Regions from separate parts of the Mus musculus genome. Here region 1 is linked to region 2. The links are chromatin contacts, found by Hi-C or POLR2A ChIA-PET in ENCODE. All regions are on one chromosome and are shown on one strand. The core of a region is the stretch at or near the end of the contact, and the rest is flanking DNA. Distances in the headings are between cores, read along the strand shown.

Evidence for each region. A loop is a pair of places that touch in the nucleus more often than their neighbours do. ChIA-PET counts read pairs that join two places held with the same protein, here RNA polymerase II (POLR2A).
Region 1: a loop to region 2 is called in a map of heart, with 2.8 times the contacts of the local background. The contact joins the promoter of Arhgap17 here to the enhancer-like site in region 2. A Hi-C loop is called at or near these places in 18 of 37 maps with a recorded cell type or tissue (T-helper 1 cell, T-helper 17 cell, adrenal gland and 5 more). POLR2A ChIA-PET finds 5 or more read pairs at or near these places in 5 of 5 experiments (Patski and embryonic stem cell).

What each region holds. Positions count from the first base shown.
Region 1 is chr7:123,368,153-123,374,810 of GRCm38, reverse strand. It overlaps Arhgap17 (Rho GTPase activating protein 17), which reads left to right and starts at 4,896. Exons shown (of 20, transcript NM_144529.2): 1 at 4,896-5,057. The coding sequence starts at 5,005.
Region 2 is chr7:123,334,581-123,341,955 of GRCm38, reverse strand. The region is part of intron 1 of Arhgap17 (Rho GTPase activating protein 17); the gene reads left to right. Among named protein-coding and RNA genes, the nearest start is that of Arhgap17, 32 kb to the left of the region's middle. Within about 2 kb of position 5,420, at least 1 of the 3 ENCODE cell types and tissues checked has a DNase peak (open chromatin) inside an H3K27ac peak, as active enhancers do; it is heart, where a contact is called at or near this core.

The DNA of each region.
Region 1 (6,658 bases), core at 3,647-6,146, 33 kb before region 2:
AAGGGCCACACTTTCTAATAGTGCCACTCACTGGACTGAGCATATACAAACCATAACATTCCATTCCCTGGCCCCCATAGGCTTGTTCAAACATATGAATCTATGGGGGCCATACCTAAACATAGCATAATGCAAAATACATTTTGTCCAACTTTCAAAGTCCCCATAGTCTATAGTAGTTTCAACAACATTAAAAGTCCAAAGTTCTAAGTCTCTTCTGAGATTCAACCAATAAATTAACAGTAATTCCCAAAGCAAGATAGGGAACCAGCTGGGCAAACTCCATACTCTGCATCTCCGTGGCTGATGTCAAAGCAGTGTTCAGATCTCTAACTCCTTTTTCACCTGTGTTGCCTGCTTTCTCCTGGGCTGGTTCCACTCCTTGTTTGCAGCAAGGAGTGTTGTTGCTTTCCTCAACAGATATCCCCCTGCTCCGGCATCTTTAATATCTTGGGGGCTCCAAGTCAACTTCATAGTTCTTGTTCCAATGTCTGGGATCCATACATGATCTTCTGGGCTCCTCCAAAGGGCTGCCATCACTTTTCCAGCTCTGCCCTAAACACAGTTTGACCCACTCTACTGCTGCTGCTGTTCTTGGTGATCATCCCATGGTACTGGCTTCTACAATATTGGGGTCTTCCACTACAACTAGTCTTCACCAATAACCTCTCATAGGCTCTCTTCATGGTGCCAAGCCTCAACTCCTTTGCATGACCCCTTCAATCCAGGGCCATAAGCTGCAACTGAAGCTGCACTTTCACCAATGGCCTTCCATAGCCTCTCACAGTGCCGAGCCTCAGCTGTTCTTCATAACCCCTTCATGCTTTCGAAACCAGTGCCACCTGAGTGATTCTTACACATTACCAAGTCCAGCTGCAGCATAAGGTACAACCTTGGTTGGCTATCTCTGGAATACAGCTCCTTTGTGCTCTCAGAAAACACTACCCAGAAGATTTCACCTCAGTGATGTTGGTCTCTTCTTTGTCACCACTAATTTCTTAGCTTCAGCTAACCAGCATCAATTGTTCCAGTAGTCTCCTCCTCTGGACAATCAAGTAAGAGACTCAGGACTGAAGCTGCTGAGTTCTCCTGCTTGCAGGAGCTGGAACATGGCCTCCTCATTCTACTACAATCACTGCACTTGGTGGTTCTTAAATGGCAAGTTTGTTGCTCACAGTTTTAGAGCCTGGGAAGTTCCTGCTCCTGTTTGGTGTCTGATGAGCTAAGTTCTTGCTGCTCAGGCTGTGCTCAATCAGAGACACATTCTCTTCATTTGCAAGTGGAGTGTCCTACTTGAACAATCAAATGATTGTTCTTTTCTTCCTTTTACGTTAGTTTCTATATCCAGATACTGGACATTTTCTACTTGAAAAACATCAGAATGTGTTTGAGTCTTGTCTTTTTTTTTATGTAGCTGAATTTTGATCTGTTCTACTTTGTTTTGTGAATTTTTTTTTTTTGAGAAAGGGTCTCATATAGTTCAGGCTGCTTTCTAATTCTGTATATAGCCAAGAGTAACTCTGAATTCACAACCCTTCTCTTTCTACCTTCCAATTGTTGGATCTGTATTACTATAGCCAATTTGTACAGTGCTGAGGATTGAGCCCAGAGCCCCAGGGATACTTGGCAAGCACTCTACCAACTGAGCTGCTTCTTGAATTTTCCCTGAAAAGAATTGGGAATAGGGAAGGTAGTTGTTTGCCTGTGTTGGTTTTTTAAATTAACCCCTGCCCGTCTCTTAAAAACTGAAGCAGGGACATCTTACACTGCTTTTTAGGTTCAGGAGTTTTCACTGATGTTGCTCTTTCTCCTTAAGCAGGTCTTTCTAACATGTGGCTGAGACTCAGTGGTTTGACACGTTAGACACACTATGTTGACACATAGTTCTGTGACAACATGTAGCATTTTAGGGTTAGCCACAGGCTTACCCTGCTCTGTTGTTCCCCAAGGTGTTCCATCTTTTCCAGGAAGTTCATCTGTGGATTCGAGGAATCTTTTCTCATCCTATGCTATAAGTGTTCTTGTTTTCTTTGGTGTATGCATTGAATTCCTTTGGAAACTCTGAACTTCCCTTAGGCTTTTCAGATTTCCCTTCTTCTTCCACGGAATCACTTTGGTCTACTGCACAAGCCTGTACTTTCAAAGGTCTACATCTAAGACTTTGTTTCTTTTGAATGGAAACAGAGACACATTCTTCCTATGTCAAACTCTATGTTACTTTCTATAGGGAATAATTTACTTAAATCTTTAACTGCATCTTCAAGTTCTTCAATTTTGGGGCTTGACTCTTCTTTTTGTTTGTAGGTAGGCCAGTTTTAAAAAATTAAGTGTGTGTGTGTGTGTGTGTGTATGTATGTGGTGGGTGTGGATGTGTGTGATGAGAGTAGGTTAGAGAATAACTTGCTGCAGTCAGGTCTCTGCTTCTACCATGCGAGTCCCAGGGATGGAAGTCAGTTTGTGAAGTTTGGCAGCTAGAACCCATCTTGCGCTCTAGACTGGTGTTTAGCATGGTCTGAGGTTTAGAGATTGGTGACTTTAATTCCTGAGCCACTTGGCTGAAACATGATTTCTAACTCTTCTGTCTTTGGTTCAGTGTCACTGAGGTTTTCTGGATGCCAGTGGTTGACAATTGAACTTGATGGTTGACAGTTCCCTGGCTTCTGTCCTGTTTAAGTTCTTTATGGTGGTAGACGCCACTTTCCACCTACTAGCTCTTCCTTCTACCCGGCAAGTCTGAGCAACACTCCATAAGGATCAGCTCCACACTCACGTCTTAAAACTTTGACTTGTCCATGTTGTGACCGAATTGACATTAAAATCCACGCCATCCACTTGGTAAGCTAGCGCATGACTGGTACAGGAACTGAATGAAGTCTGTACAGTGTTCCCTGATAGGATGACAACATCTGTTCTGCATTGTTCTTTTACTGCTTTCTGTAGCCCAGGCTGACCTGGAATTTGTGATCCTTCTGTGTCAGCCTCCTGAGTAGCTGGGTTTTCAGGCCTATGTCGCCACTGTCTAGTTTCATGGTAGCATCTGAATGTAGTGACTCAATGGCTGACTCAGGTTTGGCAAATGGTCTTGAAGTCCTGTCTGTCTTGCTTTAATAAATCTTGTTGGACGGGGTGCCACAAGCCTGTAATTCTAGCATTTGGCCGGTGGAGGCAGGAGGATCAGTAATTTAAGGCCATTCTCAGCTATGAGACTCCTCAAAAACAAAACAAAACAAAACAAAACAAAAACCCAAACCAAAACAAAGCCTTATTTCAACACTTCCTGTTGTAATTAATGTTGGTGACTTGCAGTTTGCTGCCTGACTTGAGGGTCCACACTTGTGTTGTAATCGCTACAGATTTTTAATTTTCTTGTTCTTTGAGCTCAAGATGCATCCTGCATTAGTTATTTTGCTCTCTGTTTTAAGAAAATGCAGGACAAGAAGCAATGTGAGGGAGGAAGGATTTAAACCAGCTTCCAGTTCTAGGAAGGGATGTTTACCATGATGGGGAAGGCACTGCAATAGACAGTTTTTTGAGGCAGCTCGCAGGAAGACCACACTGCCTCCACGTTCAGAAAGCAGAAGGAGACGAAAGCTCCTAACTCAGCTAGTTTTCTGCGGTCTGGGGCCACAGATGATGGAATGCTGTGGCCCACATTTAGAGTGGATCTTCCCACGTCAATTAACCTGATGTAGAAACTTCTTCACAGACACACACAGAGATTTGTTTCCAAGGTGATTCTAGATTCTGTCACGTTGACACTTTAAACCATCGCACAGCCTGTAAAGGATGCCTTAGCCCACGGGGCACAGGGAATGTTGTGTGGAGCCAAGGCTGCCAAGTCAGGAGGACATGGCTGCGGGTCATAAAACTAACTTGGCTCAGTTGGACGAAAGGGCTCAGCAATGCGAAATGATCCCACCAAGTTCCCCAGCCTGTTACTGTAGGGCTGGGAATCAGAACCTCGCGGTCATTTATGGCAGCGGGGACTCAGAGGCCCATCAGTGCAGGGGCCTAGGGAAGGCCAGTCTCCTTTGGCTGGGGAGTCTGGGGGTCCTCATCTGATTGACCCTACTCTTTTGGCCTTTCCCATGGACCAGTTCAAGTACTGAGGGCGCGGAGCTGGTTCACCCTATAGATCTGCTTCAGCTCACTCCTGCTAGGTTAGGATAAACCCTGGTCTGACCCGCCGCTATAGGTTAGGTCCACTCGCTCAGCTTAACCTCAGCTCGTTTCAGTTCGCCTTCACTTGACCGGGCATCACTCGTCTAGGACTACTATTCCGCTCGGCTTGGCCGGACTCTTCTCCCCCCAAACCCCTTCCCGGGCTGGCCTGACTCCGGGTCCGACTGGACAAGACCCCATCCCTGTGTTCCGCCTTGCCGGACCGGACCAGGATCTGCGAGGCTCACTTGCGTTCTAGTTGTCACCACTAGAGTAGGTAGCTAAGTTTGGCTCTGCTCGGCCCATCCTGCCCAGCTCTAATTCAGAACCGCTGTGTCCAGGTGCCGGGCTGGGGTAGTCTCCGCTCTTCTTAGCAGAGCCACTCTCGTCCGTCTCCGATTGGCTCAACTCCATTCCTCTCCGCTCACCGATTGGTTCGGCTCCACTCAAGTTCGCCCAGCTCTGCTCCGTCCAGCTACGCCTGACTTCTCCGGTTTCGGCCGGACCAAGCTCGGCTCCACCTATCTAGTTTCGACCCTGTTCGGCTCGGCTCTACCCACCTCGGCGCGGCCTCATTGGTCCCCGCCCTGAACCACTTAACTCCGCCCATGTTGGGTCCGTCCGCACCTGTTCCACCTCTCTGGTTTCGGCCTCTTTCGGCTAGGCTCGGCCCAACTCGTGGTAGGGGCGGGCGGCGACGCTGGAAGTGACGCGGCGAGGGGCGGGGCCGAATTGTAGCCTCCGTCACCGCCTCCGGGGCCGGGAAGCGATGTAGGTAGGACCCGCCAGACGGTCCCCAGTTCTCCTCCGCCCGCCTGCCGCGCCGCCACCGCCGCCGCCGCCATGAAGAAGCAATTCAACCGCATGAAGCAGCTGGCCAATCAGACTGTCGGCAGGCGAGTGCGCGGGTCGCGCCGGCGGGGGGCGCGCGGGGGGCGGGCCGGTCCTGCGCGCGAGGAGCCGGGGAGCGGGGAGAGCCGGGCGCGGCCCGGCCTTGGGCCCCGCGGGGCGGGGGTCTGCGCCTAGCTACGGCTTGGGCGCTGCCCATTGTCCTGGCCGGAGGAGCATCGTCCTCGGGAGACTCACGAGGGTCTTTACTCCTCCCTGTCCCCGCCAGCCGGAGCTCGCCGCCTGGTGCGAAAACTCCGTAAACTTGTGTGCCTCTCGCAGTGCCAGGCGCGCAGCTTTGGGGCCGGTGTTCTCAGGCTCTCCCCGCTGATCCGCTGTTGCAGCCTTCCTCCTAGAAGAGCTTGCTGGTCACTGGGAACCTAAGGGGTGTTAGGCTACTGTGGCTTGCCCAGTTAAGTTCAGCCCCCCTCCCCTCTGTGAAGGAATCGAGAACTGCAGTCTCAAAATCCAGGCTTTTGGGAGTTTGCTGTGAGTTCTTGAGGTCTAGAGGTTTGGAAAGCGAAAAGGATGCCTTTTCTCATCTCACCTTGGATGTGGTATTTTCTGACACTGAGTGAGTGCTTGACAAGAAACTGATTTTTTTTTTTTTTAATGAAAGAATACAGGAGGGACAGTAGATGAGTAGGCTGTAGAACAGGAACGATTTGCGGTTTTTAGAGCTTTCAGGAGGCTGTTGTCATGTGCTGTGCTATCTGGAACAAATATTTCAAGGTCTTGCAGGGCGGATAGCTTTGCCGAACCAATTTGCTGGTTATTCTGCACGAAGATAGATGGGTTTTTCACAGCTCTTGCTGTTACCCTCCTCCCTTAGCAGTTAAGGACAGTTTGGTTTGGTTGAAGCACGTGAGACACTTCTTTTTTTATGTGTACGAAAATACTTTTACTTCCTCTTGGGTTTTCTAAATTTGCTTTTTACAATGTTTCATTTCCCCCAACCTTTTGCTAAGTTTTGTTATTGAATTTCTAAAAAGAAAAATAGAAGGGAAGAAAAATCCCTCCATCATGTAATCTTGGTATCCTCTATCCAGACTCAGTCCCTGCCCCTTAAACCCACACATGCCTAGTTTTTTGTTGCGTGTAGAGTTAGAGAAAGACTAGGGTCAAGGCGAGTAATCCTAATGGCATGAACAAGAAATATGATGAGAAGTGATAATTTTCTTGTGAGTCTTGTACTCCTTGCAGATATGCATGGCAGAATCAAAACTTAGTGGCTGCCACAATGCCTTTGTTAGATTTGTTATTGATTAGGTTTCGTCCTGTGTGGGACAAGGGAAAGTTGCTGGTTTTATGCAAAGTCTTGAGAGCTTTCTGCCTTGAAAGCTGGTTAGGGTTTTGTGGGCCCCTGCTTCTCCTTAGTCTCTCTTCCTAGTTTTACATTCTGGCCAGACTTGCCCACTTTCAGTTCCCACAGGAGGCCTATGTTTCTTATATGTTAACCTCTTCCTGGAATTCCCATAAGCCTCTCTTACCACACCTGGCCGATAGATAACCTTTCATGCTCTTCACTTCTCTCAGTCTCCATGTCCTTAGAAGATCCTTGATGTCTTGGATGGGCACCGTCTTGAGGCCATGCGCTACCTGCTTTCTA
Region 2 (7,375 bases), core at 4,171-6,670:
TAAAATAAAAGTAAATTACCTCCATCTTAGAGAAAGAAGCTGGATAAACTCTAGGTTTGGAATTCAGAGTGCAGAACGCTTAGCTGTCTCTGCCTGTGCCGTTGCTTAAATACTCCGTATGATCTTTTCCAGGACAAGCACCCTTTCCTTTCGCATGTCATGCCTGGGAATCCCCTTCCCCCAGATGACCCCTTTAGAGGTCTGTGAACTCAGGACTTTGTAAACTGTTCAGTGGAATGTGAAACAAATCGTTTGATGTACAAAGTATGAGAGGGGCCTTTATTTTTAAAAATCCAATTAAGTAGATTTCAGATTCCTTTTTAGCAGCTCAAGAAGACAGCAGAGCTGGTGAGAGAAAATAGTAAGAGCTCACCCAGGCCTGCAGCTCTTTGGGTCTTGGAAGCATTTGTAACAGGATCACACAAACTTGAATTCCTAGGGACAGAGATCCCCTTCTAGTCTGTAAGCCTGCCTCTGTCACTTCCCTGTGGATACAGTCATGATGTGTGCAGTCTCCAGCTGGGGAGAACACTGGGGTTTCCTGACCAACTGAGGCTTCCCTGTTTTGTTTCTAGATAACTAGAATTAAAATCAGTTTATTAAAAATTATTTCAACTTTCTGTGGTAGATTTTTGTTGTTGTTACATATCAAGTGATGTGTGGGCAGGACTGCGATCTTACATGTGAGTATATAAACCGAAGGCAGCTGTGTGGTCTCAGACATGGGATGGCATTAGTGTTTGGTATCAGTGTTGATGCCCCATCTGTATGCTTGTTTACCCCAGATACCGTAGCAAGGGTAGAATTATGAGCCTCTACACTGAAAAGGAAAAACTTTTAAAGGTGAAGTCTTGGGCCATAGTCAAATCCATCCCTGTGCTATCTATGGCTACTTCCAGTGGAGCTGAGCAACCGACCGTAGCACAGTGTAGGCTGCAAGCCTGGAACGTTTCTTCCTTGGTCTTTCCAGAAGAAAACTAGCCGAACCCTTCCTTATAGAGATAGGTGCTCATTTCAGTTCTGACTTGAGGTTTGTTTATGAAGAGAGACCAAACTGAAGATAGTCTACTGTCTCTGTGTGTGCCTGAGGGATGGGGAGGGGTGAGGAGACACGCATACTTTCTCATTGGTTCTGTCACCACTGACTATCCCTGAGATGTGCCTCTGCTTCAGGGCTGGATCGGCTCAGCCACCACCATTCAGTGTAGTTAGTAGGCACATCTTGAATATAATGCAAAATATTGAGAAAGAAAATGTAGTGGATACTCTCCTTATATACTAGTCCACAGAATGATGCTGAAAGGCTAGCTTTCGAGGTCTCTGCCGTGCCTGGTCAGAGCTGCTGATGTGGACCAGGTTGGCATGCACTTTCCATAAAGACCCTGTTAGTGAGTTCCTGGAGCTCTGATGATTGTTGGGGGTAGATCTTAGCTCTACCCCTAACAGTCGTTGGTAGTGGCAGTGCTAGGCCTGGCAGTATTCCAATAGACTTTATTTATAGACTGTGTTTGTTTATCCTAGCTTCATTTCTGAGACAGTGAGAAAACACCCTGAAAAAAGCATCTTGGTGGAGGAAAAGGTTTAGTTAGTTTGACATTCCAGATTATAGTCTGTCTTTGAGGAGAAGTTAAGCGGAGTTTAGCGGATGATCATTCCAAATGCACAGTCAGAGCAGGCAGAGACAGATGTCCCATGTCGTCTGCTCATTGCTGCCACTTTTGCTCTAGGCTTGTTTCTTCCTCGTATGTGGTCCAGGATCTCCTGCCTAGGGAATAGCACTGCCCACAACTGTCTGGGTTCTTCTGTATCAATCAACCAAAATAATCACCCACAGACACGCCACACATCAGCCTGATCACCCACAGACACGCCACACATCAGCCCGACCACCCACAGACACGCCACACGTCAGCCTGACCACCCACAGACACGCCACACGTCAGCCTGATCACCCACAGACACGCCACACATCAGCCTGACCACCCACAGACACGCCACACATCAGCCTGACCACCCACAGACACGCCACACGTCAGCCTGATCACCCACAGACACGCCACACGTCAGCCTGACCACCCACAGACACGCCACACGTCAGCCTGACCACCCACAGATACGCCACACGTCAGCCTGACCACCCACAGACACGCCACACGTCAGCCTGATCACCCACAGACACGCCACACATCAGCCTGATCCAGACAGTTCCTCAGCTGAGGCTTTCTCAGGTGATTTCAAGTTGTGGCAAGTTAAAGTTTTAACAGTGACCATCACAAACATACACATGTGCACACACATGCATATGTATGCATGCATGTATACACAAGTGCGAGCATGCACACACACCTGATCGCACGTGCTGACATTTGAATTTCAAGTGCTATAAAACATTATTCCTCTTTTAAAAAAAAAACTATTTAAAAATAATAAAAACTCTCTTCTCTGACTGGCTTTGGCTTGCAGATGTAGTTTGCTGAACCCTTGGATAAACAAGGAGAAGGCTGCAGGATGAAGTATGCTGGGTTTGAATCAGAGTCTCTGCCTCTGATAGGGTGGCCATAGGCAAGTTTCCTTCCACAGCCTTACTTTGCTCATCTGGTAGAAGCTCTTACCTCATGGAGTTGATGTAAGAATTGAGGGAGAGACCAGCTGAGACAGCTCTTCTGTGCCTAAGATACACCGGCTGTCTTAGCTGTGGTGTCTCCGCTCTCAGTAGGGCTCTTACAGGGCTCCTGCAGCCCTGGCAGAACGGTTTGTGATATGGGTGTTGATACCCTGGACCCGTCTTTAGTCATGGTCAAGTAGACTCCACAGGGAGGGGGGCTTGGGAAGCACTGCCTTAGTTTCATGTAGTGGCCTCAGTGTGTTTAAACAGGCAGGGGCACATACAGGTATTTACAAGGTAGGCCTGAGGGCTCTGACCTATGAGGATGCTCCTCAGGTATGTCTGCCTGTCAGACCTGTGTGGATGGCTGTCACATACACATGATTCTATATGTGTGTCAATGTATCACTGGGATCGGGTTCTTCAGCCTTGGCACTGTTCATATTTAGGGCCTGTGGCTGGCAAAAGGATACTTGCTGTCCCTACAGGTGTCCACACGGTAGTTTCCAGAACTTGTGCATGTATGACTTTGTAATGGCAGAGGGGAGCCAAGGCTCCACGTAGATAGAAGGAGCAGTGACACTGGGTTTTCAGGTAGCCATGGAAGGAGGGAGTCACTGAGCGTCCTGATAGGAAGCTGTGACTGGGAAGAAAAGCACAGGGTGTCCATTGCTGCTGTCCTGCACAGTACAGGAAAGGACCAAGGAATGCGGGTGGCTTCCAGGAGCTGGGGAAGGAAGGAAGTGGATTCTCCTCCAACTGTCCGGAAAAGAGCCTGGCAGTGCTGACCCTGAGTTTCTGCCCAGCGAGTGCTGCTTTGAACTTTCGACCTCTAGAATTGCAAGCTAATAATGCATTTGTATCCTCTAAGCCCTCAGTGTGTGGCAGGGTGTTCAGCAGCAGTGGGCGCTAATGCAGCTGGAAACTCAGCCCCTGGTCAGCACTGGTAAGGAGAAAACAGTGTGATGCGGTGAGTGGAGGTCGTCTTGCACTCCCAGCACAGCAAGTCCACACTAGATGTCCCTGGGAGGTTGGGGTGGTGGTAAGGGGACAGTCACCTCTGGTTGGGAATCACTAGTTTAGATTTCGAGTGAAGGATGTGTAAGTTGATAACAGTAGCTTCACCTGCAGTGTGGAGTGACAGGAGCGAGGGATGATTTCCCTCCTCTCTAATCTAGAAGTTAAACGTCTATAGTAATATAGGTGCACTTACTCTTTTGGTTTTCTGATACACGATCTTACTGAGGCCGAGGCTGGCAGTAAACTGATTGTTGTTAGCTGAGGATGACTTTGAACTCCTGACTTCCTGCCTCCCCAGTGAGCACGAGATATAGGCCGACACCACCATGCTCATTTCGTTCCTCCTCATTTTTAAACACATTCATTTTGAAAAGTACTGCCCTAGTTGTGTTAGTGGCCGTGGGTTTTGCTGGGGAAGGCAGTCCTCTGTGCCACAGCCGCTCTTCTGCCTGGTTACATTGGAATTGTTTTACTGCCTCTTTTGAAGTAAAAGTCAGGTTTTGGTGGCACCCGTCCGTCATACAGTGAGGATCTCCCCAGTCCCTGCTGCATGGCAGGTAAATTCTGCACTCGGTGCTCAGGAGGAGGGATGGCTGCTTGCTCTCAGATGCTAGAGTGCCTCAGTCTGGCCAGCAGTGGTCACTGACGGCAGCACACAGCTTACTATGATGGTGTGGATGGACTTCTGGGTCTCTAGTCTGACCAGGAAGCCCTGGGGGTCCCGTGGCAGATGTTCTAGGCACCTGTTTATGTAGTAGTGATCATCTTGGAGACTGCATGGGCATTTTCAACAGTGGCATTTGTTGTGCAGGTGCCACCATGACAGTAGCTTTGCTATAAGTCAGCCCACGAGTCAGTCCATGGGAGGATTGTCAAACCAGCTAGAGCTTTCCCTTTGAGGCTACTGTGCACTACAAAACTCTGCTTTTCTAAGTTGAATGATCCAGTTTGGAAGTACTAGGAGCTGGAGAGATGGATGACTCAGCGGTTAAAAACACTGGCTGTTCTTCCAGAGGTCCTGAGTTCAGCACCCGCATGGTGGCTCACAACCAGTTTGGAAATACTTATGTTTTCTCCTTGCTCAGTAAGTAGGCTGAATGAAAGATAAGCGGATGGCTGAATGTCCCCAGACCTCGTCCAGGGACAGGGAAGCCACAGTGAAGGGAGTGAAGGGAGCCACAGTGCTGCTCTGAGGACTTGAGAGTTCCAGGGAGACATCTTAGGGCTTTAGAAAAACTACAAGAAAAATCCTACCTGGGGAGGTGGTGGGAGGTTGGGGTGGGATAGGGCTAAGCAGATTAGAACACTTGATGAACAAGCTTGAGCTTGGTTTCAATCCCTAGCACCCACGTAAGTATGTAACTCCTGCAACGGGGCACAGAGACCTACAGATTCCTGGAGTTTAACTGCCAGCCACCCCAACCAAAGCAGTGACCTCTAGGTTGAGTAAGAGACCCAATCTCAGAGTGATAGAGGACACCTACCTGACGGCCTTTCTGACTTCCATATATGTATGTGTACGTGTGTGTGCACACATGCCTGCCTCTTTGTCTCTCTCTTCTCTTGCTTCCATATACATATATGTGTGCACAAATGCATATCTCTCTCTGTCTCTCTCAAATAAATAAATAAATGATAGCAAATATTCTGTGTGGAGTAAGCCATATGTAAATGCTTTGAGGGACTGCAAAGTGGCCTGCATAGGAAACAACAAGCCCCAGAGTGACATGGCAAGTGGGCAGGTCCTTCCTGATGCTATTGTTCTCCTAATTAGGCACAGGAAACTTTGAAGTGTACTTTGAAGCACAGAACTTTGGACACAAAGAGACTCTAAGGGTACAGAGTTGAAGTCTGTAGCAAGATGTCTGGCTCGAAACTCTTGCTTAGCAAATGTTTTACAAGGGGCTTGTTTTCTACCATTGTCTTTTATTCCCACCTTTAGGTATCTTCATTCAATCCATTGTCCTAATCTTTGTTCTAACAAGTTAAAACTGGAGACAGCCAGTCAGTTAACAGTCTACATTCACCTTGTGGAAAGCACTGTAGTCAATGACATACTACAGCTTAGGAATTCAGCAAGCTTTTCTACTGGGTTTCCTTCCTTACAGAGTGTGCACCTCGGCCAGTATTCTGAAGAACTGCCAGCCTTTCCTTGGTAGGAATTTTACACCTCTGGTAAAGATGAGTACTTTAAAAATAGTTACTAAAAATAGAAAAGAGACTGTTAGGAAATAGGAAGGAGCCATGAAGAGGGTGAGAGGCTCTATCTTGGGGTAGTATAAATAAAGTTTAAGTGTCTTACACACACGTGTGATGTTAGCAATATACACAAATGAGCAGCAGTTGAGCTTAAAAAGTGGTGAACCATCATAGTGAAGAGGGCAGGCTGGGTCACTGGAACTGTATCTGGTGGTGAGGACAGTAGTGATTCTCCACACAGCCAGCAGAGACTCTGTAGAAAGAGCTATCCACTTCCCAATTACAATTCATAATCGGAATTTAGCAGTTTAAAACAATGTTTCCTAGTTTATAGGTAATTTTTAATAATTTCAGTATCCCCAGTATCTGATTAAGATCCACAGTGATTTGTTTTCTAAAAGCAGTTATATGAATGTAATAAGAAATATCCACAAAGGCAATACAGGCAGAATCCTTTTTTTTTTTTAATTTATTTATTTTTGGTTTTTCGAGACAGGGTTTCTCTGTGTAGCTCTGGCTGTCCTGGAACTCATTCTGTAGACTAGGCTGGCCTCGAACTGAGAAATCCACCTGCCTCTGCCTCCCAAGTGCTGGGATTAAAGGCGTGCACCACCACTGCCCAGCCTGCAGATTCATTTTTAAACAGTATTCTGTTAACAGTTTAATGTAATGTGGTCATTATATTTCATGGCTTCCAGTACCTTTACAGAGCAGATGTCTCTTAATTCAGTCATTCGTTTTAAATTTATTTTTATTTTATGTGTGTGAGTGTTTTTGCATATATGTCTATCTGTGTATCATGTGCATGCCTGGTACCTGAGAAGGTCAGAAAAGGGCATTGGATCCCTTGGAACTGGAGTTTTAGGTGTTATGGGGGAATTGAACCCAGACCTCTGTCCTTAACCTCTGAGCCATCTCCACAGTCCCACCTCTAAATTTGAAGCAAATGATTAATTTAAAGCAAAAGTTAATTTGGGAAAGGATACTAATATTTTAGATTTCCTTTCTGTTTTGGATACTTTGAGAGTTTAAGTATTTTGATACTCTTCTAGCTTTTGAAGAGATTAATAGTTATACCATTTGCCTTAAGTAACAGGTAATTCTAACAATATAAGGCTCATGGTGTAAAAATGTAAGTAACAGGCTGTTTTTACACTGTTGGGTGGGTGGGCTGTGAGATGGCTCAGTCTTTAAAGCACTTGCCATGCAAGCAAGCATGAGGTCCTGAGTTTGATTTCCCCGTATGGAAAAAGCCGGTGCTGTGGAGGTGGGGGTGGCAGGCCAGCCAGTCTGGCAGAATTGGATAGCTCCCATCCCAGAAAATAAGGTGGAGGTTAAAGAGCACACCTGACCTCTACCTCTGCCCCCTCACACACAATTTGGGTGAGGGTTACAGTTTATTGATAAATTGTTTGTCTAATTGCAAAACCCTGAATCTGATCCATAACACAACACACACAGAGACACACATACACAGACAGGATAGACAGACAGACAGACAGACAGACAGACAGTCTGTCTACACGTACTGTATATGTGTAGTTATAGTAT